7 separate regions of the Homo sapiens genome follow, and regions 2, 3, 4, 5, 6 and 7 are each linked to region 1. Evidence: chromatin loops called from intact Hi-C (ENCODE). Cell type or tissue: PC-9. All regions are shown on one strand.

Region 1 (4,000 bases):
TTAAAGGAAGTGACATCTGTAGAGAGCCAGTGCTTGTTAAGAGCGAGGGTGAGCTCATCATCGAGGTCCGGTCCTCCTGTGTGGAGTCCTATCCTGGTGCTCTCGGGGTAGGACAGGTGGGCAGTGCCTGCTCCCAGCCTGTTCCTGATTCCTCACAGTTGCCTACGGAAGCTCTATTTCCCCAAACTTCTAACTTTTCCTGCCTTATCTGATTGTTCTCTGGTATTGTATTCTGAGTCCAAGGAGGGCACGAGAAACTAGTTTCTAACATGCTGCTAAGCGTGTTTCTTTCCTACTCTTCTCTTACTAAGACTGCTTTACTCGTGCGCATTGTTTTTCCTAAAATGCGATGAGCCAGCAGCAGTTTCTTCTACTTTCCGCACAGGTGATTTTTCTTTGCTTGCTTTTTAAGCTCCTTTCTCTGAATGAATATAGATTAAAAGAGGGATGGGACGAGGGGTGGACAGCACTAAGGGTAACTGCATAGCAGCAAGAATGACTCACGTCTGTGTTGCTGGTAGTTTCTGAGTTCAGGTCCTGGGTGCTGGGAGGAGACAGCTGCCTGCAGAGTGGTGAGAAATTCTTCCAATCTTTTTTAGATGCTTCCCTTTTCTGAAGTAAAGCCTGAATATGCCATTAAGAGAAGCTGTGGTAGGTTTTCCTCCCACCTAGTTCCATCTGCCGTGTGGTTAATGAAACATCTTTCCATATTTTCCATGTGGTTATTCATCAAGCCTAGTTTTGGGGATGGTGTGAGTTTTGTTTTGTTTTGTTTTGTTTTCTGGAGGGTGAGAAAAGTTGCATTTTAGGGTTGCTGATAAGATCTAATTAAAACCCATTTTTAAAATATTAGACACTGAGAGAATTTTCCTCAGAATAGCATAATAATGGCCATTAAATATGTGCTTCCCCCACCCTTAATCAGCTCTATACTAGGAATTAGCACTAAAAATATTAGAAGAGAGATGTTATATTTACATATTTGGTTGAGACTAAAGAACTTCTTCCTCTTAGCTGCAATAGACTCTTATTTTACTCTGGCTTTCTCTCCCAATTAAGCTAGGAACAATAACTATTGTCTATTTCCCTTCAATTTCAATCCACCGTTTCTTTTTTATTTTCAGCTATACGTGAACAGATATGGGCTAGGGAAACATAAAAATTAAATAACTTGAGTGGGTCAATAAAAAGGTTATTCTGTTTCTTTCAGGGTTTTTGAGGATTATAATGAATAAAACAGAACCAGAGAAGTTACGAAGCATGTGTTTATCACTCAGCAATAGAGAATTTTAAACAAGTACTTTAAATCATTATTATATATAAAATACATTTATTATATTACTGTACATATAAATATAATAATATATTTAATAGGTGTTTTAAATATAATTTGAGCTTTCAAGCATGTGTTTATCACTCAACAGAAAGAATTTTAAATATATAATGTAAACAATGCTATATAAATACAATAAATATGTATTTTATATACCTAAAAATATTTAAATATGTACTATATATAATTTTATATTAAAACATTAAAAATGTTTTATATTCTATTTATATGGTGTATATTAAATATGTACTGTATATGTTTAAAATATATTTAAAATTCTGTTGCTGATAATACACATTTTTTAACTTGTGTTTTTGTTTTAAGTATACATACATATATACATGATGTATTATCATATGTATATATATGTCACACATGTATGTATTTCTCCATTGTACCGTATTTACTTTTAAAACAATAATCTAGGGACAAAAATTGAAAGCTTTAGCTCCTAGTGACTACAAGCTGTAGACTGTAGGTTGGCACAAAATCTGAATGGGAGCCAGTGGATTTGGTGAGCAAATCCTTGCCACAAGCCCTTTGATGTTCTAAAGCTGAAGCCATTTCAGCTGAAAGCCGGTTGGGGCGCGGGGATTAGGACTGTAGTTTCTAGATTTTGGAAACAGCGCGCCCCCTTGTGGCCATTCACATGCTGACTTCTAAAATTGAGTTCTGAGAGCTCTTCCGGCTTGAGGAGCATCTCTCCCAGTTTGTTTTCTTTCTGCTTTTATACTGTGGCCCTGTCTTTGAGGAAGATTTCAGTCCCCGCTCGCCCCCTCGGTCAAGAAGCCTTGTTTATTGTTATTAGATATCGATGATGTTGACGGACCCTACGTGGAGGGTCTGTGATCAGACAGAAGGGTGATGGGTCAGGACTCACTTCTGCTGCGTTTGACGTCATGCCAGGGTTGGAGGCCAGTAGTGGGGAAGTCACCGGGCTAAGACTCCCAGGACACCAGGTTTGGGTCCCGGCTGTATCATTAACTGGTAGAGTTATTTCCGGTCCAGGGGTCAAAGCCGTAATTTATGTAGCCAAAGGCCTCAAAGATGATTGCTCTCCAGGACGCCTTCCCATTCTCAGAGTCTAGCTCTAGAGTATTTGGGAAGCGGGGTATGTTAGACCCTGGCTTCTGCCATTTTTCCTGGGAGCTTATTCCACAGCCTGGCCTTCTGCGAGTTCAATCATGTGGTTGCCTGGGAGCCTAGTGAGAAGAAAATCCAAGCCCAAGTCCACTTGGAGAACTCCAGCATCATTTTAGTGGGAAGGTGCCATGTCCTCTACATAGGGGCTGGCGGGATGGCAGCTTGTACTGGCGGAAGGGTTCTTGGAAGAGATCCCCAAGGGACACACATTCCTTAAAATGTGACAGGCACAACAAGGGACTCCATTTTAAATCGATCAGATTAAAGATTGTTTTACATTGTGCTCAATGCATGCAGGGTTTGGTTAGATGGGCAAGTTGATGGGAGGTAAACAGGTTGATTTTTGTGTGGGCAGTTTGAAAATATCAAGAGCTTTGAAAATGATGGTTACTTTTTTCTTGAAATTTCCATCACAGAGGCAGAATGTGAGCAAAGATGACTATACAGAGACATTTATTCTGGCTTCCAGTCTGTGGTTAGAAAAACTGGAAGCAACCTAAATGCTTAGCTTTAGGGAAGAGGCTTAAGATGGTGGTAACCAAGGGTTGCTTTTTTTGTTGTTGTTTTGCCATGGATGGAGCCTTTCTTCAGGTGCACTGTTATGTGAAACTCTAATGATGTACAAGGGGATTGATTCAAGTTGGTTGGTAGTGGGGGGTGGTTTCTGTTGCAGCATCTCACCCAGACTGCATGACCCAGCCAGTCCTCAGGCTCCCCAGTGGCAGCTCATGAGGCACTTCCATGGCAAACATACCCCATGACTCAGACAACTGTGGGATGTCAGTATCAGCCTTTCCTTCTGACTGGTGGAAATTTGCACAGCTCTCTCCCTAATTCTTCTGACTTTTCTGTACTTGCCAAATTTTTCATTATGAATATATTACTTATTGCAATAAAATATCTAAGATGTTAAAAATGATGTCAGTTTATTATTTTAGAATTAGAAGTATAATTGTCACAGAAACCACAAAACTTGGGTCAGCCTGGCCAACATATTCTTTCCTTTTTGGCAGATCTTCAGGCTCGTGTGGAAAAACCGATAAAATAGAAAAAGCAATCGGAAGAATATAAAAATCACTGATAATCCCGCCACCTAGAGAAAACTACTGTTAGTATTTTGAGTGTATTTCCCTCCAGCTTTTTTCTATATATGTGTATGTATTTATAATATATAAATAATATACTATATATTAATCAAATACTATATATAATAAATACATTATATATCTTACATAGAACACATTTTATTTATTGTATTATAAACACAGTTTTGTGTCCTGTTTATTTTTGTAAACGTTATATTGTATAGTCCCTAGATATTACCATTTGAAAACATGACATTTAATGGTTTCCTAATATTTAAATCTATTGACAAACATAATTTTATAACCAATATTTCTTCTATAACGGATAGCACAGGATGAACATACCTGTACGTAAATCTTGTCTATATTCGTACTTTTGCCAGTCGCAGTTTCCAAGAACCTATTCATGATGTTAGGTGAGGACTTACTGTACTTGAAA
Region 2 (4,000 bases), 830 kb before region 1:
AGCCCAGCTTTGGACTAAAGTTATCACACACACACACACACACACACACACACACACACACACTTTATTAAGATATTTAAATAAATATTGAGTTTTTTCTTTTAAGTATCACCAATAATGCAAATAAACAAAAAACCCTCCGAATTCTAGAAGAGTTCTTGTTTTCATTTAGAAGTCCAAAGAATGGGAAAATTAATCAAGGTAAAGCAAAGAATTTAAAAATGTGAAGTTTTCAATTAAAAAAGAGGAAAAAGCTGAGGCTGGATTCCTGACTTTATAACATGCTGTCTTCACCCAGAGACATTAAGTAATATTATTTAATGTTACATTTTAAAATAGGTTTTGTAATGAAAGAAGAATCAGCCCCATCTCTACCTTAACCACAATTGAAGTCAAATTGGCAAATTTGTTTCATTACAATTTTCTCTAATTCTTGACCACTTTCCAGTAGGTATTTGATGAAGGTGAATGTTCTACTTTCTGTTTGTTTCTATACTGGTTACTTCCTCCTCAAGGGAATTACAAAACCAATCATTATTTAAGTGTCTATTAAATTAGAAATATTTTTGATAGAGATATGATATAAATATACTTTAGTTGACACTTCTGTTAAAGTGATGGAGAGTTCTGAAATCATCTGTAGTTTGGTTTGTATGTTATCAATAACTCTGAAGATTGTGAAGCTGCATCTTGAGAAGATATTTTTCTTCTGCCTGTGCCAACTTGTCTATACAATACAGTAGAAAAATGCTCATATAAGTTGACTCACTTATGCTAGAAATCGGACCATTTAAAAAATCTATTTTTTGTGTGTGTAATTTGAGGGAACTGTTGAATAATTTTCAGGAAGTTAGAACTATAGCACCTGGATTTACCATGACAAGGTCCATTTTTCTTTTTCTTTTTCTTTTTCTTTTCTTTTGTGTGTGTGTGTGTGTGTGTGTGTGTGTGTTTGACAGAAAGATTAACAAATTAAAATAACACATCATTGGTCAATAGAATTTCAAAAATAACATACATGTAAATTATTGAAAGCAGGTAATAAGAATTTACATATATGTTATTTTTCAATGAAGTACTATATAAATAATGGAATCTTTGGTCATTTCACTTTTCTACAGCGCCGTTAAGTGAAATAAATTTTTTTCTGTCTCTTCACTACAAAATGATCAATATTTTTCTTTGTTTGTTTTACTTACCTTTATAAAAGAAAACTGTATGAGCTGTCATTTAAAAAATTTCTGAGGCTGGGCATGGTGGTTCAAGCTTGTAATCCCAGCACTTTGGGAGGCCGACAGGGGAGGATCGTTTGAGCCCAGGAGTTCAAGAGCAGCCTAGGCTGAAATTAGGTGAGAGATTTTAGGTATTAACCCAGCCAGTAAAAAAACTACAAATGGTAATTTCCTGAATTTGAAATTATAATATTAAAAATTCATCATTTTATTTCCTTCTCTGTATGAATATCTCTTATCATCAAATAATCTCTGATTCTACATATTATTAATCAGTTCATTATCATTATCATACATGGTTGGAGTAAGAGAGCTTTTGATTCCTGCTGGGTGACTATGAAAATCTCTAAGCCACCAGGTGGCAGAGTGTCCTTGGTTTAGATTGAGCATTGCATTTTTTTTTTTTTTTTTTTTCACTGATTGCCAAATGAATTAATAGTTTACAGCTATTGTGAGCAACTTTTAAACCTTTTACTCATGTACCCCTACAATCATTTTGAAAACATGTGCATCACCCACAAACTTTTAAGTTTACATATATTTCAACAAAAGTTTAAATAACCGAGGAGATGTAACTTTTGGCATACTGTAGAAACTTTAAAATAAAATTGTTATATCAATCTTTACATACATCTAATAGAATACAAAACATTATAGGGGTCGATAACCACCATCATCTGTTTTTAAAAATTCTGAAACAAGCTCATCTTTCATAGTTGGATGCTTTATATTACTCCTTTTTTCCTTGAATCTCATTTTCCATTTTATCTCCTCTACAGAATTTTATACTAATATAAAATATTTCATAATCAAAAAGCTGTGATCACCCTATTGTACTTCTCTGCAACAAGAGTATGTATATAGATACTTTATTTTTTATTTCTCGTGACCAAAGGTGTTGAACGTCAAAATTTTACTAACATACAGTTATCCAACACCATAAACGTATTACTTTTGATAAATAGTTATAACAAAAAGTGAAATTAATTGGAAATGCATTCCTGAATGAGTCAGCTTAGGGGGTTAGAAGTTTTCACTGTTTGGGGCCCAGGATTCTTACACTCCCAGGCAGTGCACTGCAGTAAGATTCTGGATGGGAAAGAGGGGGCCTTTTGTAAAGTAGGAGAAGGTTGCTTGTAAAAGAAGAGACAGGAAGAGGAGATCCAGCCTAATGAAATCTTGTTAATTTTAACATAATGGGCGCAGGTTAATTTTAGGAAAGAATATGTATATGAGCTGATGATCTAGAAATTTGTTTTCTTAAAACAGTTGTTCTCACCTGGGGGACATTTAGCCCACAGGGCACATTTGGCAATGTTTGGAGACATTTTTGGCTGTCACACTGGGGGCAGGGTGCTGGCATCTATTAGGTAGAGAACAGGGCTACTGCTAAACTACTCTGTTCCCAAAGCAACACAGCTGAGAGCCTGAAACCTAGCAAGTGCTCAATAAATGTCTGTAGAAAGGGAAAGACAACAAAAAGGAGGGAAGGAATCACACAATTGGCTGCAGAGGGAGCTACAATAAGATGACTGGACTCTTGCAATTAAATTTGCTGAAAACTTCAGAGTACTGCCTTCTCTTCTGTGTTTATACAGTTTTCTTATCCGAAAGGAGAAATTCGAGGAATAACATTTAAAACGTCTACATTTTCCCAGTATATATTTTCATTAATTAGAGAAATCCTGAAAAACACAAAAAAGACCAAAATGACCCCTAATTGTACCACTTAAATATCTACAGAGAATGATAAATAGCAGGCCCTGTTTTGCTTATCTCATCCCACTTTGCCTAGATAACATCTGCTAGTTAGTTGATGCCCATTCCTTCATAATTTTTTCAAAGTTTTTTTTTTTCTTTTGATGGGAGTTTCGCTCTTGTTGCCCAGGCTGGAGTGCAATGGCACGATCTTGGCTCACTGCAACCTCCACCTCCCAGATTCAAGCGATTCTCCTGCCTCAGCCTCCTGGGTAGCTGGGATTATAGGTGCCTGCCACCATGCCCAGCTAATTTTGTTGTATTTTTAGTAGAGACAGGGTTTTACCATGTTGACCAGGCTGGTCTCGAACTCCTGACCTCAGGAGTGATCCACCTGCCTTGGCCTCCCAAAGTGTTGGGATTACAGGTGTGAGCCACCAGGCCCAGCCTTTTCTAAGTTTATAAAGAACAATTTATACCTTTAAACTTTAGAGTATAGAATATTAAGATGGCTTCAAAATTGCCTATTTGAGAGATTCTTTCTTTCCTAATATTAAAAGCACAGTGGTCCATCGGGGGTATATATGTATACTCACACACACATGCGTGCACACACACACCTACACACATATTATTGTGTACTATGAGAAACAAATGACCATACGTTAAAAATAATCTTTATTGAGATATCATACTGCTAAAGTTTAGAAACATCTCCTTGGGGGTTTAGGTAACCGCAAAGTTAGAGGGAACCCAGCCCTCTATAAGACCCACTGCTCTCCTGACACTAATCGCAGGTTTGGGGGACCGGTCCCAAAACCGCCCTTGAGTTCAGTTATTCACTAGAGGGACTCACAGAGCTCACTGAGAGCTGTGATACTCACAGTTATGGTTTATTACAGGGAAAGGTTACAGATTAAAATCAGCCAAGGGAAGAAGCACAAAGAGCAGAATCCAGGAAAAACACCCAACATAGAGCTTGTGTTGTTCTCTCCCCATGGAGTCTTAGACGTGATTTTCTCAGTGTGTGTCTGTAACAATATGCGTGGAGTATTGCCAAGTAGGGATGT
Region 3 (4,000 bases), 550 kb before region 1:
CAGCCCACCTGCCGCTCCTTCAGGGCCTCCTCCCTGCCTCTTTGCTCACAGCACTGTCTGGCTGTTGCTGGTGTTTCTCCACCCACTCCTGTCTCTGCCTGTTCAGACTTGGCCTGGTTCCACCCTCAGCTCTCTGGACAGCCCTCCCTCGGATGCCTGGTGCATGCGTACTGTTTTCTCCCTCCCCTAGATTCCTGGAGCACCAGGGCCCTACCTGCCGTGGTTATCAGATCTGTCTTCTGTAGCTCTGTTAACTCTTGCAGGTGTGTTTGTCTTCATTGATATCCTAAACTTGCTGAAGGCAAAGAAAACCTTGTAAGTATTTTATCCTCAGGCTTTCTGATTGTCAGGAACTAAGGAGAGTTGGTTATCCCCCTGGAATGTTCAGAGTGTTGCTTCTTTTTTTGTGGTGTGACTCCTTTTTCAAAGAGGCACGAAAGTGGAAGTGGCTCACATAGCAGGTCAGTGGCTGAGCCGGGTCCAGCGTGGGCAGACGGGGCAAAGCATAGCTACATATTTTCCAGGAGGGGTTTATATCCTATCTGTCATTCTGTTCTGAGGACAGGTCACTACCTAAATCCTTCGTGGAGCAGGTGGGAAATACATAAATACAGGAGGACATTAACTGACCTGACTCACTTATAGCTTCTTTATCTGGAGAAACTTTTAAAAATACAGCTAATAGTTAGGATGGCAAGTTTTATATTAATTTTTCCATAGTAAAAAATTGGGAAAAATACAGCAACATACAAAGAACAACAACATAGTAGTAAAAACACCCATAGACTCGCCACATAGAATTGAAGGTTTTAACATTGACTCTTTTCTTCATATATCACTGTTCCCTGGGGGTTTTGGGTATTAGGTGGAAACTTGATTGTTTAGTCCTGGACGCCAGGATTGTGTGGCCATCTTTTCCCTTCTCTTACATAGTCTTGGAGAAGCTACCATGATGTTCATGATGGAAAGAGGCGTAGCTCTCCTCTGTTCCCACTCTCCTTTTTTTTTTTTTTTTTTTTTTTGAGGCGGAGTCTCGCTCTGTCGCCCAGGCTGGAGAGCAGTGGCACGATCTTGGCTCACTGCAAGCTCCGCCTCCCGGGTTCATGCCATTCTCCTGCCTCAGCCTCCCGAGTAGCTGGGACTACAGGAGCCCACCACCATGCATGGCTAATTTTTTTGTATTTTTAGTAGAGACGGGGTTTCACCGTGTGAGCCAGGATGGTCTTGATCTCCTGACCTCGTGATCCACCCGCCTCGGCCTCTCTAAGTGCTGGGATTACAGGCGTGAGCCACTGTGCCCAGCCTTACATGTTCATATTCTGTTTATTTCCATAGTCACCACGGGAAGATGGGAAGATCCTGACTTTGGGCAGAGCACCTGAGAGGACCCCAGGATCTAGGTACCTTCTCTGCGTGCAGTTTCTCAAACAAGTGGAGCTTCCTCTCCATCCATGGCCCTCGGAGGAGGAAAGTGCCTGCATAGCTTGGGGCCAGCTCTGGCTACTGTGAAAGGACATTTGATCCTCTCTGCTGTTCAGTTGTGCTCTCTTCTCCTGGTGTGGTCTCTTGCTTCAGGGCTTACTTTGTGGTTAGCTGAGTCCAGTAAGGTGAAGAGTCTTCTGGATTATTTCAGTGGCAAAAAGCCTTTTATTTCCTTCTTTAGCTTTCGTAATAACAGGCCGTGCTTGTCTTGCCTAATACCCTTAGAACATGCTGTCATGTTCTTCAACTTGCGGTCATAGAGACACAATTCCGACTCTTCCTGTGCTGAACATCAGCTGAAATAACATGCCGTATTGATCCAGTTCATGAGTGAGAAGTTTAGTCTACACAAGCCTTTTCTGTCTTGCTCTTTGCAGAAGGATTGCGTCAGCCTAAAAAGCGGATCTTTTTGTCTCCATCCGCTGCCACAAAGCTGTTGACGGAGGCTATCTGCCCAAGTTGGCTGCCTTCTCTAGCTCTTATCAGTAAACTTATCTGCCTCATTGTGACATATCTACAACAGTTGCTTAGCCTTATTCAATCAGTATTGGAAGACAAGTGGAATCATCTTTCTTCTCATAGGAAATTTTTTGAATGGAAACTTGCCCTCTTAAATATGTACCGCCAAAATTTAGCCCTGCTGTCCCACGCAAAGGCTGTACATGACCTGGATATCGTCATGGGGCATGTCCTAACTATAATCATCATTTTCTCAAGTGGATGTACATGACAGATCTTTGCAGCTGTGTGTGAAGAGAGAAGGGAGGAGAGCTATATGTTTTGTTTTGTTTTGTTTTGTTTGCTCTGGAGAATGTTGGGCATATCCTGTTGTCAGCATTCCGTACATCTCAGGTGGCCGCCCACTAGCTCTGTGTTTCTGGGAGCATTCTCCTCACTAGAGCCCTCGCGTGGGACTCTGGATCTTGTGCTTGAGTCTTGTCTGTTTCCCTGGTTTGGAAGATTCTCTTTTCTGTCATAGAAAACTCACAGAAGTTGGAGTCCAGCCCTGGTATGGGGCTCTGGGCTCAAGCCTTTCTGATATTTGCTGTTTTACTTAAGAAAAGTACTTATTTGATCTCTTCCCTTCCCCCGGGGCAGCCTTGATTTGTTTTAAATGAATCATCAGTCGTCTGTCCAAATCTCACTGTATCTCAGCGTCTTCTAAAGACAGTAGCCCTTAGAGTTGATGGCAGTCTTGGGCTGACATTCTACATAAGTGAAACAATTTGAGAAATATAAAACATGATCAAAATAAGAGCAAGAGAATATTTTTATGTCCCCTTTACATCAGTGGCTCGCACCCTTTTCTTTTTCCCCCAGTCAGCCAGGAGATGTTCTCTACTCCTTTCTGGTGTGCGGTGTAGGAGTCTGGTGGCGGGTAGAAGGAGACTACTGAAGTTGGAAAATGCTTAATACCCCCTTTCTTTTTGGAGAATCACTGTTCTATGAATATATCCTCAAGGGACTTGCTGCAGAGACACAGTCAGAATCACAGAGGGTCTGACACGGTCAGAATCACAGAGGGTCATTCATGACTCAGTAGATGTTTGTTAAGCACCTGTCCTTGGCTCGGGACTGTGTTAAGAACCAAGGGCATATAAAGACAGATGGGAGGAGACCCTGGCCGGGGAGAGGAAGAAGCATCTACATAGGTACTAAGTACCATTCGCTGTAAGTGTAAGACAGGAGGTGCTAAGTACCACACAGGGGTTACAAATAAAGAAGTCCTGGAGTTCAGAGGAAGGACTGATTGCTTCTCATAGAGGGGATTGTGTAGGATTTCTGGGTAGTTGTGGAACCGCCGCCTCCTCCCACATGAAGGAGGGCCCTGAGGACCCTGGAAGGTTGGGCCGGTTGCTCACAAATCACCCTCCTGTCTCCTCCTCCCAGTGTCTCTTCAGTGTTTTGCCATTCATTCTCAGGCTCAAAATTACTTCTCTTTTGTCCATTTGTATCCACTTAAGCAATTTTTAAAAATAATTAAACTTTTTTTATTGTGGTAAAATATATATAACATAAAATTTGTCATGCTAATCATTTTTAAGTATACAGTTACACAGTGGTTTGAAGTACATTCATAGGGTTGTATAACCATTACCACCATCTAGTTCCAGAATGTTTCGTCATCCCGAATTGAAACTCTGTGCCCGTTCAGCAATAACGCTCATTCCTCCTCCCCCTGCCCAGCCCCCAGTAACCTCTCTGCTGCTTTCTGTCTCTGTGAATTTGCTGATTCTAGGTACCTCCTAGAAGTGAGATCATGTAGTATTTGTCCTTTGCTTCATCCATGTCATGGCATGTATCCAAATTTCCTTCTTTTTAAAGGTTGGATAATGTTCCATTGTATAGACTACATTTTGATCCGTTCATCTGTTGTTGGAAATCTGGGTTTGAATCCTGGGCTCTTAAAGCATTGTGCAGCTGGGCGCGGTGGCTCACACCTGTAATCCCAGCACTTTGGGAGGCCAAGGCGGGCAGATCACAAAGTCGGGAGATCGAGACCATCCTGGCCAACACG
Region 4 (4,000 bases), 80 kb before region 1:
TTTTATATTTTGTTAGATGTCACTAACTACTTAATGCTTTTTAGTTATTTAAAATGTTGCTCACAAATCCCAGTGTAAGCCCACGAAGTTGACCTCAGTGATTACACTTTTCCTAAAACCCTGGGGATTTTGTTTTAAAAGGTTAATGTGTTTTTTCAGTTAGTGGGAAGATAATTATGGACCCTCTCCTGGGTGTAAGTGATGTAAAGGGTCTTCGGGGATATGAATTAAAGAGTAGGCTCTGGCCCTGACCTCTGTATTGAGGAGGGAGGCCTCCTGAGAAGGGAGTCCTTGCTTGTGCTGAAAGGAGCTTTTGCTACATGGGGTCCCACAGGTTTAGGTGCAGGCAGGAGGAGCGGCAGCAAGAGGGCCCACTGTGGGCCCAGAAACATTTGGCTGGGACCTCAGCCTTGTTGTACCTTGTTCTAGGGGAAAAATAAAAGCGGCTCAAGCCTTTCTTAACCCCTGGGAGACACTGGCAGGGAAGAGGCCACAAAGAGCAAGACAGCTGTGACAAGTGCACAGTCACCCCAGGCCCCAAGGCTCTCCTGTTTCCACACACTGTGTCCAAACCAATCATCCAGCTCTTGGCCTGCTCTGCCCAGCCCTCTTCCTGACCTTCAATGCTTACATCTCCACTCCCAAAATAGATCAGGAAGCTGCTGATGCCACAGAAAGATCTGGCTTTGGAATAAGTAAGCCCGGGTTCAAATCCCCTGCCTGTACACATTTATAACATTCGACTTTATGTTCCTACCCTGTAAAATGGGAACACCAGGACCTATGATTCAGGGTGCTGGGGAGGTCTAAAGTAGGTAACATATGTCAGACACATAGCACAATGCCTGGCGCATGACAGCTGATCAGTGAAGGTTATTTGTCCCTCCTGCTTGTCCTAGGAGGAGCTAGTGCCGGGATTCGCCTCAGGGGCATGTGGGTGTCAGAGACAGGGCATTGCGTCCTGGCTAGGTGGCTTGCCAGATGCAAGATCATCTGTTTTCCTGTTTCTAAAAAGGAGATAATGTCATAAGGTTACTGTCAGGATTAAAATGAAAAGTGATAGAGCATGCCTGTCCCATCATAGGAACTTGATACCTGTTGGTTTCTGTCTTTAAACTTCTTTGAAATATGCCATCCCTCATCCCTGTGATGGCCTCACAGGCAGCTGCATCCCTTGAACCCTGTACTGGACCACTGGCCACCCCTGCATCTGCCCCTACCTCTGCCTCATGCAACTGTCACTGCCATAGGAGGGGCCTACCAGGCACTGGGCGACTCAGCCAGGTGCGGAGGCAGACACGAGGCTCCATGGCAAGGCTGTGGGACTGTCCCTGGCAAAACAAGCCTCCCTTCACTTTCTGTCTTTATGACTACCCTCGCTGTTCTGTCACTTGATTTTACCTGAGGATCCAATTCTGGGGTAGGAACAAAGTTTCCTCCTGAGCTCTGACCATGCTCTGAGTTGGAAATCCGAAATACTGAAGGATTTCCAATTCACAGCAGCTCTATTTTGGATTTTGATTTATTTGTTGGAGTGGTTCTGAGCTATCACAGCCTCCCACTCGCCCCCTCCTCAGGGCTGTTCTTGGAGAGAGCAGCATGATTTCAGCCCATGAAGGAACAATCAGGCTCAATAAACCTAAGAGAAAATCGAAGAATAATCTAATGTTCTCAGTGCTCAGGTCTAAAGAGGAAGTGACCTCATTTCATAAGGGACAGCCATTGCTAGTTTAATAGAATAGCCTTTTGCATTATCACAGATGTAGCAGACTAGGTGTGTAATCATAGATAAAATAAAAAATCGTAGACAATTTTGAAGAAAAACCAGGAGCATCTTTTGAGATTACTTAAGGGAATACAAGGAATCTATGTATCCCTTTGCGTAAGATGTCCCATGCAATATATCCAGCCCCTTGGGTATTTAATGAAGCACTTTCAAGAGGATAAGAGGCAGGAGACCGGAAAGACTCCACTGGTGTTCTGCAAAGTGGAGTGTGAAACGCAAAGGTTTTTTTTTTTTTTTCCAGAATTTACACATCCAATGCCAAACCTAAGGAGGAAAGGAGTAAATGGCCAGAAGGAATAGGGATTTGATTGCCAGATGGTTAAATGTGGTGTGACAGTATTCCATTAAGAATTTTGAAACATTCAACATACATTCACTTTGCTTCAACGAGACCCAAACGGAAAGCATCTAGAGAGGCACACACGCAGCGGCGCTCTGCGAAACGTCTGTGTTTCACATGGTACTGCCTGTTTGCCTGTCGGCTCTCAATGCCACCCCACTCTCCCTGCCCTTCTCTGTAGGAGCTGGAAGCCTGCAAACTACATTTCCCAGAATCCCCAGCCAGCTTGCTTCCCAGTAGCCTCTGCCAATGGGAGACACTGGTGGGAGCTTGGAAGGAGGGTAGAAGGGAGAAAGAAGCTGATTTTATTTCTCCTTCTGTTGAAGTCTCTGGCAGTGGCAGCAGTAGCAGCAGTGGCAGCAGCTGCGGCAATAGCAGTAGCAGCGGCAGTAGGTGACTGAGTTTCTGCTCAGGTGGAGTTTCAACAGCAGTGGGGGCAGGGAGTGCTCTCGCAGCCTCTGCAGCAGGGCGTTCCTGGGCTCTGGATCTGGCAGCATCAGTGTCCGTGACAGGCAGCCCTTGGTGGGAGTTTAATTTCTCGGCTTCCTGAAAGATTTCCAATAACGGCCGTGGAGCAGCAAGTATCACAGCAGCTTCAGCCACCGAGCAATCACCGACTCTTTGTGGATCACACCATATTTCCTTTTGTTCAGCCAGCCTTAGGACGGTAGTAGTAGCTTCCTGCAGTTACTGGTCTCTGAATGATCTCAGCTCTCCCCTTTTATTCTCCTCCAGCTCTTCAACACATTTGCAGCCCATTTCCTAGGTTAACTTTCTTCTACTTGAAATTCCTAGGGTAGTTTCCGTTCTGCTGACTGGACACTGTCCAGTATACACGTTTATAAGGTAAACGCGAATTTTAAGGCAAATCAAATACAATCTCATTTTAATTCCTTACCCCAGCTGCATTTGTGGGCTTACAAAAGGAAAGAGTAAGCGAGTCTTTCTCCCAAAAGTTTGACAACAAAACTCAGTTCCTTGTCACATACCCTGCAGCCTCCACCAAAGAGGTCACCATGACAAGTATTCTTGAGCAAGAGACTTTCTTTTGAGAGATCTCTGTTCATAACCATAATGACATTAATAGTAGGTACCCGTTCAATAAGTGTCTTTTATATATTGGGCATTTCAAATACATTATTTCATTTAATTATCAGTTATAATAATTATCTATCTATCTATCTATCTATCTATCTATCTATCTATCTATCTATAGACAGGGTCTTGCTGTGTCACCCAGGCTGGAGTGCAGTGGCAAGATCTCAGCTCACTGCAGCCTTGACTCCCCAGGCCCAAGTGATCCTCCTACCTCAGCCTCCTGAGTAGCTGGGACTACAGGCATGTGCCACCACCATGCCCAGCTAATTTTTGTATTTTTTTGTAGAGATGGGGTTTCGCCATATTGCCCAGGCTGGTCTTGAACTCCTAGGCAGAATCGATCCACCTGTCTCAGCCTCCCAAAGTGTTGGGATTTCAGGCATGAGTCACTGCACCCAGCTTACTTGGCTTTTATTAGCAATTCATAAACTGGGCAGCACCTAGTTGATAAAATAGACAAGAGCTCCACTGGGAATGGCAGAACAGTAAGATTCTGTAAGGTAGTTTGAGCAGGAACAAGGAAACAGCATAGTACAAAAAGCATATTGGTTAATATCCGCTTACTTGGTTACTTCTGGTTATCTTGGTTACTTCAGGTTGCTTTCATTGTGTGGATTAAAACAGAGGGAACTTGCTTTATCATGCCACTCAGGTTGACTGGACTCCTTTTTTTTTTTTTCTTTTTGGCAACCTGGCCTGTTTTGGGATTTTACTGCTTTTTAAAGTTTTAGTTTGATTACGTGGCACTTAACATGAGTGACTCCATTTGGGTTGGC
Region 5 (4,000 bases), 430 kb before region 1:
ACTTCATTATATCAGCACTTTTCTTAGCTACTTAATGAAGGCTGGAGGAGTAATGTCTAGAATTGCTGATTGTGTAAGGTATTTTCACTCGGACAGCTGAATTTCATCAAGGGAAGTTTTTATTCTGTGTATAAATCTCAATTGAAAAATCACACTCTGCTGTATTACAGTTTTCATTCATGTAAGACCACTCAGCCATGTTCGAAAGACCAGCCTCTTCTGTTTGGTCTAGCCCATGTTCACGGCATCTTTTGCATATGAAAAACAAGCTATTTTCCCGTATAAGTGGTAGGTAGGATTTTAGAAGTTAAGAAACAGGCCGGGTGTGATAGCTCTCACCTGTAATCATAGCACTTCGGGAGGCTGAGGCAAGTAGATCCCTTGAGCCCAGGAGTTCAAGACCAGCCTTGGGCGATATGGTGAAACCCCATCTCTACTAAAAATACAAAAACTAGCCAGGTGTGGTGGTGTATGCCTGTAGTCCCAGCTACTCAGGAGGCTGAGGTGGCAAGATCGCTTGAGCCCTGGAGGTCCAGGCTGCACTGAGCTGTGATCGCACTACTGCACTCCAGCCTGGGTGACAGAGCAAGACTTTGCCTCAAAAAAAAAAAAAAAGTTAAGGAACATTAAAAAGGAATATAATGGGAAAACAAGTTTATTGTTTTAATACATTTTGTAGTTGCTTCTGGATTTTTACTGCAGACTTTGCTACTGTTATGCCATCTGCCTCAGATTAATAGAAATGTTTAAGTTCTAGGAAAGAAATTTGTATTTGTATGCCCTAATATAATTTTATATAATATATATATATGTAATGTATACATATTTTATGATCAGATTTGTATTCACTTCTAAATTCAATGTTAAGGTTTTGACACTGATCTAAATTAATTTTCCTGAGCCTAAGGTTTGTGTATATATTAGAGATCCAGAAATAGAATGCTTTTAAAGGTATTTTTTTAATTACCTAAGTAGTCCAAAGCTTATGATTTGGAGTTTGTTACTAAATTTGGGCAAGTTATCTGTAGCATTGATTCAGCTTGAACATAATACTTTGGTTAAAAGCGAGGTTTAGTGTCTCTGCCTTGTTTGGAACACACCACCTGATGAGCGTCCTGTTCTTAGAGTGAGCTCAATGCCTTCTTGCACTCCTCTTGTATTAACTGTCCCTTTTGCCTTATTAAGTGTAGATATTTGGGCATATGTCTTACTCTAAACATTTAGTGACAAATGTGACTTCTTCCCCTTTATTCCTCCCTAGAGCAGGTGCCCATGGGAGCTTGAACACATTAGTTTGTCAAATATTTGTATAAAATTCCATTATCATGTGTGTGGTAGTCACAGCATGACACCTTTTCTGCTGTCATCTTGAAAACATGCTATTAAACAGCAAACTATCAAAGTATGACAAAATTCTGTAAGAGGAATTTAATCATGCACCCTTAGATACAATTTGCAACTGGAAGTTTGACTTTGTTAATTATTTCAAAATCATGAGTTGGATATTGTATTTTATGTTGGGTTTGTATTCTAATTTTAACATGAATCATTAAGAACATTTGGATTGGCAGCCTTTGAGACATTTAATTGATTCTCCCAATAAATAATTTCTTGAGATGATAGATTTGGGTTTTCTTTTTTCCTTAAGAACTTTTATGGATCTGGTGTTCTCATTCCATTAGTTATTTCAGTTAAAGTAAAACCTGTCTTACAGTTTTCTGTGTTTTAAAATAGACATGATATCAAGCAGATTCTACACAGCACGAGCAGACCTGCCCAAACCAAGCCTTGACATGTCCCAGATGTGATTTCCTGTCTCCAGTAATAGAGATGATACAATTCTTTGAATCAGCTGGTCTTCTGGGATAAGAAGATCAGTTCAAGCTTTGCAGAGCAGCTCCCTAGCAACTTTGTGATCAATTATATTCTAAGGGAAATGGATTAAAACCAATTGTCTTAATGGTCCTAGTTAAAAATGAGAGGAGGAGTAGTTAATGGAAAGCTCAATCAAAATTTGCATTAGTCATAAGATTGGGCTATCTAAGGACAAGGTTATGAGTTTTTGATATTGCTAATTATATAATTTTCTTTCAACAGTATGATTCATCCAGCCTTCCAGCTCTGTTATTTAAAGCAAGAACACTTCTGGGAGCCGAAAGCCATCTGCGAAATATCAACCATCAGTTAGAGAAGCTCCTTGACCAGGGATGAGAAGAGCAGTCTACTAAAATGTGCCTATAGGAAGACTAGTCTCATGCTGTTACCTTCTGAAACTGTACCTTTATAAATCAATTGTTTTGCAAAGAAGTTATGGCCTACTTAGAATCTAAAATTTGTTATTCAAATTAAATGGCTGTGAACAATGTTAAATAGCATCAGTTTGTCCAATAGTTTTAAAGGCCATAATCATCTTTTCTGGTTAATATCTTGAGTAATTTTAAAATGTTGACACCTTAATCGGTCCCAGGTATGAGCTATAATAAACTTGTAAAATTAAGTTGATGTGAACATAATTTTGATTAATTAATAAGGCGATTTCTCCTGAATTTACACCAAAGCTAATTTTTAATGAAATTGGTTTACAGAAGTAAAAAACAAAAATTGGAAAGCAAAGTAATAAAACTTAGTTTATATAAACAGGTTGAATGATATATTTATCAAATCTCACAGACATCAGGCAAATTATAGCCTGGTGACAAAAGTGTTCATAGTGAATTAGTTACTCTTGTAATACTTCTATAATTAGTTCATCAGGAATTTCATCCACTTCACTGTTATAACTGAGAAGACTGTTCTCTGCAGCTTCAGCTAATTCAGCATCTTCAGTAGCTTCTAAAAAATAAGCATCATCAATGCCATTATCCCAGACAGCATCAGCAGATGCACCTGTTGACAGCCTGCTAGGTGATGGTTTATGAGGATTCTGGGTTTCATTGCTCCTAGTTTCATCTGCTTCATCTGTTGTAAACTCTTCTTCCTTTATTTCAGTGGTGAAGGGATAGAGAGTGGGATAGGAAAATATTTACTCAGGATATGTGATTTAACCTTATACTCTATGTTGAAGTAAGGTATTAAGTGACAGATACTAAAGTGAATATGCAGGAGGAATGCTGTCTCCGATATCTCACCGTGGGAATGAGTGCACTGATTCAAACGTTGCTGCACTGAAGCTCAGACACACTTGAAACTCCAAATTTGAAATTACCTACAGTTCTGTGCACATACTTTTCAATACTCCCCGACGGAAGAGCAAGGGTGGATTTAATTTTTTAACAAGTGGACAGTCCAGCTGAAGACAAATCAGAAGATAAATTTGCTATCTTGACAATGGACTTAGTACCCATGCTTTAAATTTTAAAGTATTTAGCAAATCGTAAACATGGATTGAAAAAAGATTAAAAACAGTTGCCAAAATATGACTGGATTGTATATTACATAATAGTATTGTATCAATTATTTTACCATAGAATGTCTTCAGTATAGACATTTAGTTGATCCGCCCAATACATTATTTATGTAAAGAATGTCCTTATTCAGTGCAGTGGCACGTGCCTGTAATCCCAGCTACTGGGGAGGCTGAGACGGGAGGACTGCTTGAGGCCAGGAGTTTGAGACCAGCCCGGGCAACATGATACCCCCCTGTCATTAAAAAAGCTACAGAATGTCTTATTCTTTCCGCTACGTGCTTAAATATTAGATGAAGGGTTTTGATGTCTGCAGTTTAAGAGAGTCATCAAAAATAATGCGTATGTATACAGTAGAGGGAGAAAACCAATGTGGCCAAGTGTTAACAAATGGCAGATCTCAATAGAGGACAGACAGCAGAGTTCCTTATTCTTGTACATTTCTGTAGGTTAGGCCTTTATAGTAAATTTAAAATCAAGTGACCAATGAAATATCAGTGCAATAGAAAAGCAGGTATAAATAACACCAACTGGTAATTTAAAATATTTGTTTTAAAAAACAAGATGAAGCAGGAGAGGCAAAATGTTAACTGAAA
Region 6 (4,000 bases), 330 kb before region 1:
TCTGCATTCCTAGCTCAGACACACCACCCAGAGACGTCCTTATCTGCAGACCGTGAGCTGAGGTCTCTCTTGGGGTCTCTCCTGAGACCACGCTGCTGGGGGCCATGAAGACATTTTTCATCACCCTGACTCAGCATTCAGTATTTTAACACCTCCAGCCCTCACCCTTCTCTTCCTCCCCAACAAACCTGCAAGAGCCTTTTGCTGGGGTTCCCTCAGTGGTGAGATGACCCCTATTGATCCATCTGACCTGCTCCTGGTGCTCTTCTGGGGGGAAAAATAAAATGTGGAGGAGGCAACACTCTTGCCACTTGCCTCTTGCTTATGTCACTGCAGGAGGTGATGAAAGCCTCACTTTCGTCTTGGTGTGCTGTTTTAATCCACCGCTTGGACACCGAGCCGCTCAGCTCTCTCCAGCTCAGCTGTTGACGGAGAGGAGGTTAATGCAATGTTATTTTCTAGTTGTAACTAAAAGGTCAGTATTAGAACTATTCCAGGAAAAGTAACCAAAGATACAACCTGCAAGGAAAAGCCTGAGGCAGCCGCCACTGTCCTCTGCAGTGTTCCAGTGCCACTGCCTCCCTGATAAATGTGTCAGTCACATCACCTTCAGCTCAAGCACATCCTTGTTTGTCAACAAGCAGCATTTGTCTAAAGTTTCAGCAAGGACACAGCTTTAGTTTCCAAATAGTCAATATGAATAATTTTTTCAAAAAATCACACCTGAAGTCTTCAAAATGAGCTTTTTCTCTAGCTAAAGTTAGCAATTTATCAGTGCTAACTTATGCTAGATAATTTCTTGGGCAATGATACGTTCCAGAAAGAGGCAAATATCACAGATGAGAGAGAAAGCAATGCTTTCTATTTCTTAGATTGCTTTGAAATAGGATTGTGTATATAAAGAGACTAAGCTGCCATTTGACCATGAGTTTGCTGTAGACCTCCTTGAACCCAAGTGTAAGAACCATGTCCTGTGAGGAAGGAGAGGGCTGATGGGGCTGCACAGAGGGGTGTGCCGGCAAAGGCTGGCAGGGCCAGGAGGGGCAGTGGGCTGACTCGGCGTGTGTATGCTTATGTATGTGCACGTGTGCATGCGTTTGCACATGCCTGGGTGTACACTCACTCAAAGGTTCCGTTCAGCCCACCTATTTTCAGGATTCTAGTCCATCAGGGGTAAAAAAGTAAGGCAATCAGAGGTTTTTATCCCCTTAAATTTATGTCATTAGTGGAAGAAAGAATGGATATTTGTTTACTCATTAAAAAGTGTAGACAGGGCCAGGTGCGGTGGCTCACGCCTGTAATCCCAGCACTTTGGGAGGCCGAGGCAGGTGGATTACCTGAGGTCAGGAGTTCGAGACCAGCCTGGCCAACATGGTGAAACCCCGTCTCTACTAAAAAGATACAAAAATGAGCCAGCCACGGTGGTGGGCTCCTGTAATCTCAGCTACTCAGGAGGCTGAGGCAGGAAAATTGCTTGAACCTGGGAGGCAGAGCTTGCAGTGAGCCAAGATCACACCATTGCACTCTAGCCTGGGCAACAAGAGTGAAACTCCGTCTCAAGAAAAAAAAAAAAGTGTAGACAGTGGCTGGGCGCAGTGGCTCATGCCTGTAATCCCAGCATTTTGGGAAGCCAAGGCGGGCAGATTGCCTGAGGTCAGGAGTTTGAGACTAGCCTGGCCAACATGGTAAAACCCTGTCCCTAATAAAAATACAAAAAAATAGCAAGGCATGGTGGCGGGCACCTGTAATCCCAGCTACTTGGGAGGCTAAGGCAGAAGAATCGCTTGAACCCAGTAGGCGGAAGTTGCAGTGAGCCAAGATCGCATCACTATACTCCAGCCTGGGCAACAAGAGCGAAACTCTGTCTCAAAAAAAAAAAAAAAAAAAGTGTAGACTTATAAGTGCTTAATAAATGAAAGCTATTATTATTATTATTGCTACTATTCTCCAAAGTATAATGGGATATTTACCCCTATCTTACACAGATCAAATGAGAGGAGCATCTTGCCTTGGACTTGGCAACTCATATTTTCTTCCTTCACCTATCAAGGTAGACTCAGTCTCATAATATGATGGGATAGTTTTGAAAAGATTATCAAAGGCAAGGAGCTCCCAGCCAGTCCCCAGCATTATTCCTGAAGGGAAGCAGCACGGTTTCCTGCATTACCAAACTTGTCCATTCTTGGCAGCAAATGGCCCAAAAAGCAGCGTCTAAGATCTTTATAGGTTATCTCTGCTCTTCAGGGGGTGATACATTCCTTGCATGGTAAGCATACATTTCTCAATCCACCAACTCCAGCATCCCAGAAATTTAATTTTCTCTGTTTAAGTCAAGTTACCTGAGCCTTATTAGCGGAAAACTTGTCAGTCAGGTCAAGCTCAGTCCATTCAGAGTGGACTCAGCTCTGAGGCCCACACCAGTGACTCACTCCAGTGCTCCTGTCACCAGGTCCTCTCCCTCTCCTGCTTGGAGCATATTTACCGAGGCAGGCTGGGCAGGGGTGGGTAGAATTGGGTCTGTGTTATCTTTCTGTGTCACACCTGGTTGTTAAACATGAAACCCAATAACTGAATGCCCTTGTCCTCTAGTTCTGCTGAGATAGTTCTCCTGGGGGCCAAGAAGGTCTCGTGCCTAAAAGCCAAATTGGCAGTGTGGGAGTAGGAAGTAGAGTAGAAGGAAGAGGGCATGCAGATGATGAGGGCATGTCAGCTAACATCTCCTAATATCGTTTTGCTACACATGCTTATCATAGTACTTACTCTTCTCCATGCAAAGCACTTTATAAACATCATCTCCCTTAATTCTCACATGATTCTTATGAACTATTATTAGCCCAATTTTATAACTGAGGAAATGAATGCTCAGAGGTTAAAGAGCATGCCTAAGGTCACCCAGCAGGAAGAGGTGGAGCTGGAACATGAATCCAGATGTTTCTGGTTCCCATTGCTTTCCTCTTTTCACTAGTCCCCCACTACACGATTCCCCAAAAGGACACTAAATTAAAAACAAGCCAAAGCGTGTGCTAGGGTCTAGCAGACAGCAGACGCCTGTAAAACAGCCTGAGAGTACAACTCACACCCAGTCCTTAGAGTTCCCGCCTTGTGAGCAGCCCGTGTAGGGAGCATCAGCCAAGCAGATAGAAGGTCAGAAAGGATTGGGCCCCAGAATGGCCCTTCCTTTAGAGTAGCTGGACAAAAGAGCAGAAGAGCAGATGATCTCTGGTCCTTACGAAGCATCTGAATCAATGTCAGGGACCTCGTCTTTTCCCTTCCCTCCCCTCCCCTTTTCTTTTGAGACAGGGTCTCGCTCTTTTGCCCAGGCTGGAGTGCAGTGGTGCTATCTCGGCTCACTGCAACCTCCGCCTCCCGGGTTCAAGCAGTTCTCCCACCTCAGCCTCCCAAGGAGCTGGGGTTATAGGTGCACGCCACCACACCCCACTAATTTTTTGTATTTTTAGTAGAGACAGGGTCTCACCATGTTGGCCAGACTGGTCTCAAACTCCTGACCTCAAGTGATCCGCCCACCTTGGCCTCCCAAAGTGCTGGGATTACAGGAGTGAGCCACCATGCCCAGCCGAGACCCTGTTTTCCAATGGCTGCCTTCAAGATGGCCAGAGAACTACATGTCAATACACCTTTTAAATAAACCAACTTGAAGGAGAGCCAAAGAGGAGTAAGTTCAAGAGATTTATTGTGCAATATCGTAACTATAGTTAATAATAATGTATTGTGTTCTTAAAAATTGCTATGACAGTATATTTTAAGTGTTCCTACCACAAAAAATTTTACATATGTGAAGTAATACATATGTTAATTAGCTCAATCGAACCATTCCATGACGTATATATATTTCAAAACCATATGTTTGAAAACATATTGTGTGCATGATAAATAGGTAAAGTTTTTATTACTAAATTTTACTAGAACTTAAAAATAAATGAATTAAAAGGAAGTTAACCTAGTCCCAGGACAGAGTGGGAAAGCTATTGTCTTAATTTGC
Region 7 (4,000 bases), 870 kb before region 1:
AAGAGCAGTTATACTAGCAGAAATGTGATCTTCTGTTATGTGTCTGCCTGCCATATAAAACAATAGTCATTTTAATGGTAGATTTATCAATTTCTCCCTGAGGTCTGTTGAATTTTCCTTTATATATTTCAAGCCTTTTGTTTTTAAAGGCATGCAAGGGCCAGGCGCGGTGAGCCTGTAATCCCAGCACTTTGGGAGGCCGTGGCAGGTGGATCCCTTGAGGTCAGCAGTTTGAGACCAGCCTGGCCAACATGGTGAAACTCCATCTCTACCAAAAATACAAAAATTAGCCAGGCATGGTGGCAGGCACCTTTAAATCCCAGCTACTCGGGAGGCTGAGGCAGGAGAATCGCTTGAACCCAGGAGGCGGAGGTTGCAGTGAGCCAAGATCGCATCACTGCACTCCAGCCTGGGTGACAAAGTGAGACCTTGTCTCAAAATAAATAAATAAATAGGCCAGGCACATTGGCTCATTCCTGTAATCCCAGCACTTTGGGAGGCCAAGGCGGGCAGATCACTTGAGGTCAGGGGTTCGAGACCAGCCTGGCCAACATGGTAAAACCTCGTCTCTACTAAAAATACAAAAATCAGCTGGGTGTGGTGGTACATGCCTGTAGTCCCAACTACCAGGGAGGCTGAGGCAGGAGAATTGCTTGCATCTGGGAGGTGGAGGTTGCAGTGAGCCAACATAGCGCCACTGCACTCCCACCTGGGCTACAGAGTGAGATTCCATCTCAAATTAATTAATTAATTCATTAAAAATAAAAGCATACAATATTTGAATTGTTATATCTTTTTGGTGAATTTAACTTTTTATCATTAAGTTGTGGCCCTCTTTATCTGTAGTAATACCTTTTGCCTTAAAGTCTTCCACCCCACACACAAATTAATAGAGCTATTTGTTTTCCTTCGGTTTGTATTTGCCTAGTTTATATTTTTCTAACTCTTTACTTTCAACCATTCTGTATAAGTATATCCCCTGTAAACCTCTACGTTTTCTTTTTCCTTTTTTTTAGATGGAGTCTCGCTCTGTCGCCCAGGCTGTAGTACAGTGCTGTGATCTCGGCTCACTTCAACCTCTGCCTCCTAGATTCAAGCAATTCTCCTGCCTCAGCCTCAGCCTCCTGAGTAGCTGGGATTACAGGCACCCGCGACCACACCTGGCTAATTTTTGTAGTTTTAGTAGAGATGGGGTTTCACCATGTTGGCCAGGCTGGTCTTGAACCCCTGACCTCAGGTGATCTGCCCGCCTCAGCCTCTCAAAGTGCTGGGATTACAGGAATGTGTCACGTGCTCAGAAAAATTCTCATTATTTTACTATAGAGTTTGGATCCATTTTTCATTTATTATTACCACTGATATTCTTTAATTTTTATTTTGAAATAGATTCAAAAGAAGTTGCAAAGGAATGACTGCCCATATTTTAAAATTTTATTTCTGCCATTTTATTTTATACTTTTTATTTGTCCTCCTTCTACATGTCCTTGAAATTAATCGTTTCCATTGCTTATTTACCATAACTATCATATGCCAACTACTACATGTGTTTCTGAATTACATGTTAAAGGGCTAATGACACCGTAATTGTTATTAATTATTTTAGGTGGCTACTATTTTTCCAGGTTCCAAGGAGGCCAAGTTTCCCCCTCTTGGCTTATTTAGGCACTGAGTGTCTCTCAGGACTGTGATACCAGTTTATACACAGTTGCAGACAACAATGAAGTCAAATTAATAGTTCAATGTGCATAGCTTGCCGTGGAGAAGCTCAGCTCTGAAGAAATGCTTGCATTTCATAACATTATTCAATGTGGCCACTAGAGGGAGGTCACACATAGCTATTCTCAGAATAGTATTCTAAGTTTCTAATTTTTATCAAAGATCTGTCAATAGTACACAAAATTAAGGGAAAAAAACCCAAACCCTTTCTACTCTTAAGAAGACATACAGTGCAGTCTTAAAACAATAGGGGAAATAATTAAGTCAAAGCAGAGATTTTCAAATGGGGAAAATGAAGCAAGACCCAAGTATATGCTGCTGCAAGAAAGGCACTTGAACTATGAAGACACACATAGGTCAAAAGTAAAAAGATAGGCCGGGTGGGGTGGCTCATGCCTGTAATCCCAGCCCTTTAAGAGGCCAAGACAGGAGGATTGCTTGGGGCCAGGGGTTGGAGAGCAGCCTGGGCAACACAGTGAGGCCCCCTGTCTCTACACACACACACAAAAAGGAATGAACTCTTTTTGGGGAGGGGGGGGTGTTTCTTTTAAAAATTGTGGTAAAATACACATAATATTAAACTGACCTTTTTTTTTTTTTTTTTCAATTTTTTTTGAGACAGGGCCTTGCTGTTGTACTCCTGCCCAGGCTGGAGTACAGTGGTGTGATCACAGCTCACTGCAGCCTCAACCTACTGGGCTCAAGCAATACTCCAGCCTCAGCCTCTCCGGTAGCTGGGACCACAGGCATGCTCCACTATACCTGGCTAATTTTTATTTATTTATATTTTTTGTAGAGATGGGGTCTTGCTATGTTGCCTAGACTGGTTTTGAATCTTGGGCTCAACAATCTTCCCGCCTTGGCCTCTCAAAGTGCTGGGATTACAGGGATGAGCAACCATGTCTGGCTGAAATTGACCATTTTAACTTTTTTTTTTTTTGAGAAGGAGTCTCACTCTGTTGCCCAGGTTGGAGTGCAGTGGCATGATCTCGGCTCACTGCAACCTCCGCCTCCCAGGTTCAAGCAATTCTCCAGCCTCAGCCTCCCAAGTAGCTGGGATTGTAGGTGTGTGCCATCATGCCTGTCTAATTTTTGTATTTTCAATAGAGACAGGGCTTTACTATGTTGACCAGGCTGATCTCGAATTCCTGACCTCAAGTGATCTGCCCACCTCAGCCTTCCAAAGTGCTGGGATTATAGGCATGAGCCACCGCACCTGGCCCCATTTTAACAATTTTTAAGTGTACATTACAGCAGTGTTAAGTACATTCAGATTGTTGTACAATCCTCAGAACTCTTTTTATCTTGCAAAATTGAAACTCTGTACCCATTAAATAATTCCTTATTCCCCTATCCCTCCACCCCTGACAACCACCATTCCATTTTCTGTCTCCATGAATTTGACTTCTCTAGGTATCTCATATAAGAGGAATTATGCAGTATGTAATTTTGGGGCCTGGCATATTTCACTTAGCCTAATGTCCTTAAGGTTCATTCTATATGTTGCAGCATATGTTGGAATTTCCTTCCCTTTTAAGGTTGAATGTAGTATCGTATGTATGTATTGCATTCTGTTTATTCATACATCCATCCACTGACAGTGTTGCTTCTACCTTTTGGCTGTTGTGAATAATCCTGCCTATGCACGTGGGTGAAGAACATCTCTTTGAGATTTTTTTTTTTTTTTTTTTTTTTTTTGAGACAAAGAGTCTCGCTCTTTCGCCCAAGCCGGACTGCAGTGGCGCTATCTCTGCTCACTGCAAGCTCCGCCTCCCGGGCTCACGCCATTCTCCTGCCTCAGCCTCCCGAGTAGCTGGGACTACGGGCGCCTGCCACCACACCTGGCTAATTTTTAAAATATTTTTAGTAGAGACGGGATTTCACCGTGTTAGCCAGGATGGTCTCGATCTCCTGATATTGTAATCTGCCTGCCTCGGCCTCCCAAAGTGCTGGGATTACAGGCGTGAGCCACCGCGCCCGGCCGAGATCTTGCTTTCAATTCTTTTGGTTATATACCCAGAAGTGGAATTACTGGATCACATAATTCTATGTTCAATTTTGGAGAAACCCCCATACTGTGTTCCATAGTGGCTGTACCATTACACATTCACCAACAGCACATAAGGATTCCAATTTCTCCCCATCTTTACCAACCCGTTATTTTCTATTTTTTGATAGTAGCCATCCTAATGGGTGTCAAATGGTGGTTATATCAGTACTACCATGTCTAATGTAAAAATTATTTCTAATTGGGATTGCATTCAATTACAAGACTAATTTAAGG

Evidence for each region. Peaks named below come from ENCODE experiments on the same cell type or tissue, not always from the same donor. Only the 100,000 strongest peaks of a DNase experiment are listed, where the experiment ranks them.
Region 2: it touches region 1 in a loop (7-fold over the local background); 9 of 110 quality-filtered maps call a loop at or near these places.
Region 3: a loop joins it to region 1, with 5 times the contacts of the local background. A loop is called at or near these places in 11 of 110 quality-filtered maps.
Region 4: it touches region 1 in a loop (4-fold over the local background); 20 of 110 quality-filtered maps call a loop at or near these places.
Region 5: it touches region 1 in a loop (4-fold over the local background); 2 of 110 quality-filtered maps call a loop at or near these places.
Region 6: a loop joins it to region 1, with 4 times the contacts of the local background. A loop is called at or near these places in 2 of 110 quality-filtered maps.
Region 7: a loop joins it to region 1, with 5 times the contacts of the local background. A loop is called at or near these places in 8 of 110 quality-filtered maps.

What each region holds. Positions count from the first base shown.
Region 1 is chr4:184,262,295-184,266,294 of GRCh38, reverse strand. It overlaps LOC105377582 (a long non-coding RNA gene), which reads left to right. Exons shown (of 6, transcript XR_939552.3): 5 at 1,211-1,297; 6 at 3,490-3,666. It overlaps LOC105377584 (a long non-coding RNA gene), which reads right to left and starts at 649. Exons shown (of 2, transcript XR_007058414.1): 1 at 505-649. RefSeq lists enhancers at 393-472, 1,651-1,720. In PC-9, CTCF peaks have their summits at 1,770 and 1,974 (motif pointing left); DNase peaks (open chromatin) are centred at 54 and 1,924; H3K4me3 peaks cover 908 bases; H3K27ac peaks cover 1,194 bases.
Region 2 is chr4:185,093,821-185,097,820 of GRCh38, reverse strand. All of the region lies in intron 5 of LINC02436 (long intergenic non-protein coding RNA 2436), which reads right to left. Among named protein-coding and RNA genes, the nearest start is that of LINC02436, 44 kb to the right of the region's middle. In PC-9, a CTCF peak has its summit at 1,567 (motif pointing right); no DNase peak of the experiment used is centred here.
Region 3 is chr4:184,811,313-184,815,312 of GRCh38, reverse strand. The region is part of intron 1 of ACSL1 (acyl-CoA synthetase long chain family member 1); the gene reads left to right. Among named protein-coding and RNA genes, the nearest start is that of ACSL1, 13 kb to the left of the region's middle. RefSeq lists enhancers at 24-83, 224-403. In PC-9, no CTCF peak of the experiment used is centred here; DNase peaks (open chromatin) are centred at 182, 1,672 and 2,572; H3K4me3 peaks cover 2,617 bases; H3K27ac peaks cover 3,082 bases.
Region 4 is chr4:184,342,346-184,346,345 of GRCh38, reverse strand. All of the region lies in intron 2 of LINC02363 (long intergenic non-protein coding RNA 2363), which reads left to right. Among named protein-coding and RNA genes, the nearest start is that of LINC02363, 9.6 kb to the left of the region's middle. RefSeq lists a silencer at 1,028-1,097. In PC-9, no CTCF peak of the experiment used is centred here; a DNase peak (open chromatin) is centred at 2,345; H3K4me3 peaks cover 945 bases.
Region 5 is chr4:184,693,499-184,697,498 of GRCh38, reverse strand. It overlaps PRIMPOL (primase and DNA directed polymerase), which reads right to left. Exons shown (of 14, transcript NM_152683.4): 14 at 2,547-2,977. The coding sequence ends at 2,720. It overlaps CENPU (centromere protein U), which reads left to right. Exons shown (of 13, transcript NM_024629.4): 13 at 2,098-3,414. The coding sequence ends at 2,211. Among named protein-coding and RNA genes, the nearest start is that of CENPU, 39 kb to the left of the region's middle. In PC-9, no CTCF peak of the experiment used is centred here; no DNase peak of the experiment used is centred here.
Region 6 is chr4:184,595,315-184,599,314 of GRCh38, reverse strand. All of the region lies in intron 1 of LINC02365 (long intergenic non-protein coding RNA 2365), which reads left to right. Among named protein-coding and RNA genes, the nearest start is that of LINC02365, 28 kb to the left of the region's middle. In PC-9, no CTCF peak of the experiment used is centred here; a DNase peak (open chromatin) is centred at 2,384.
Region 7 is chr4:185,132,437-185,136,436 of GRCh38, reverse strand. No RefSeq gene overlaps it. Among named protein-coding and RNA genes, the nearest start is that of SLC25A4, 8.8 kb to the left of the region's middle. In PC-9, a CTCF peak has its summit at 1,821 (motif pointing right); no DNase peak of the experiment used is centred here.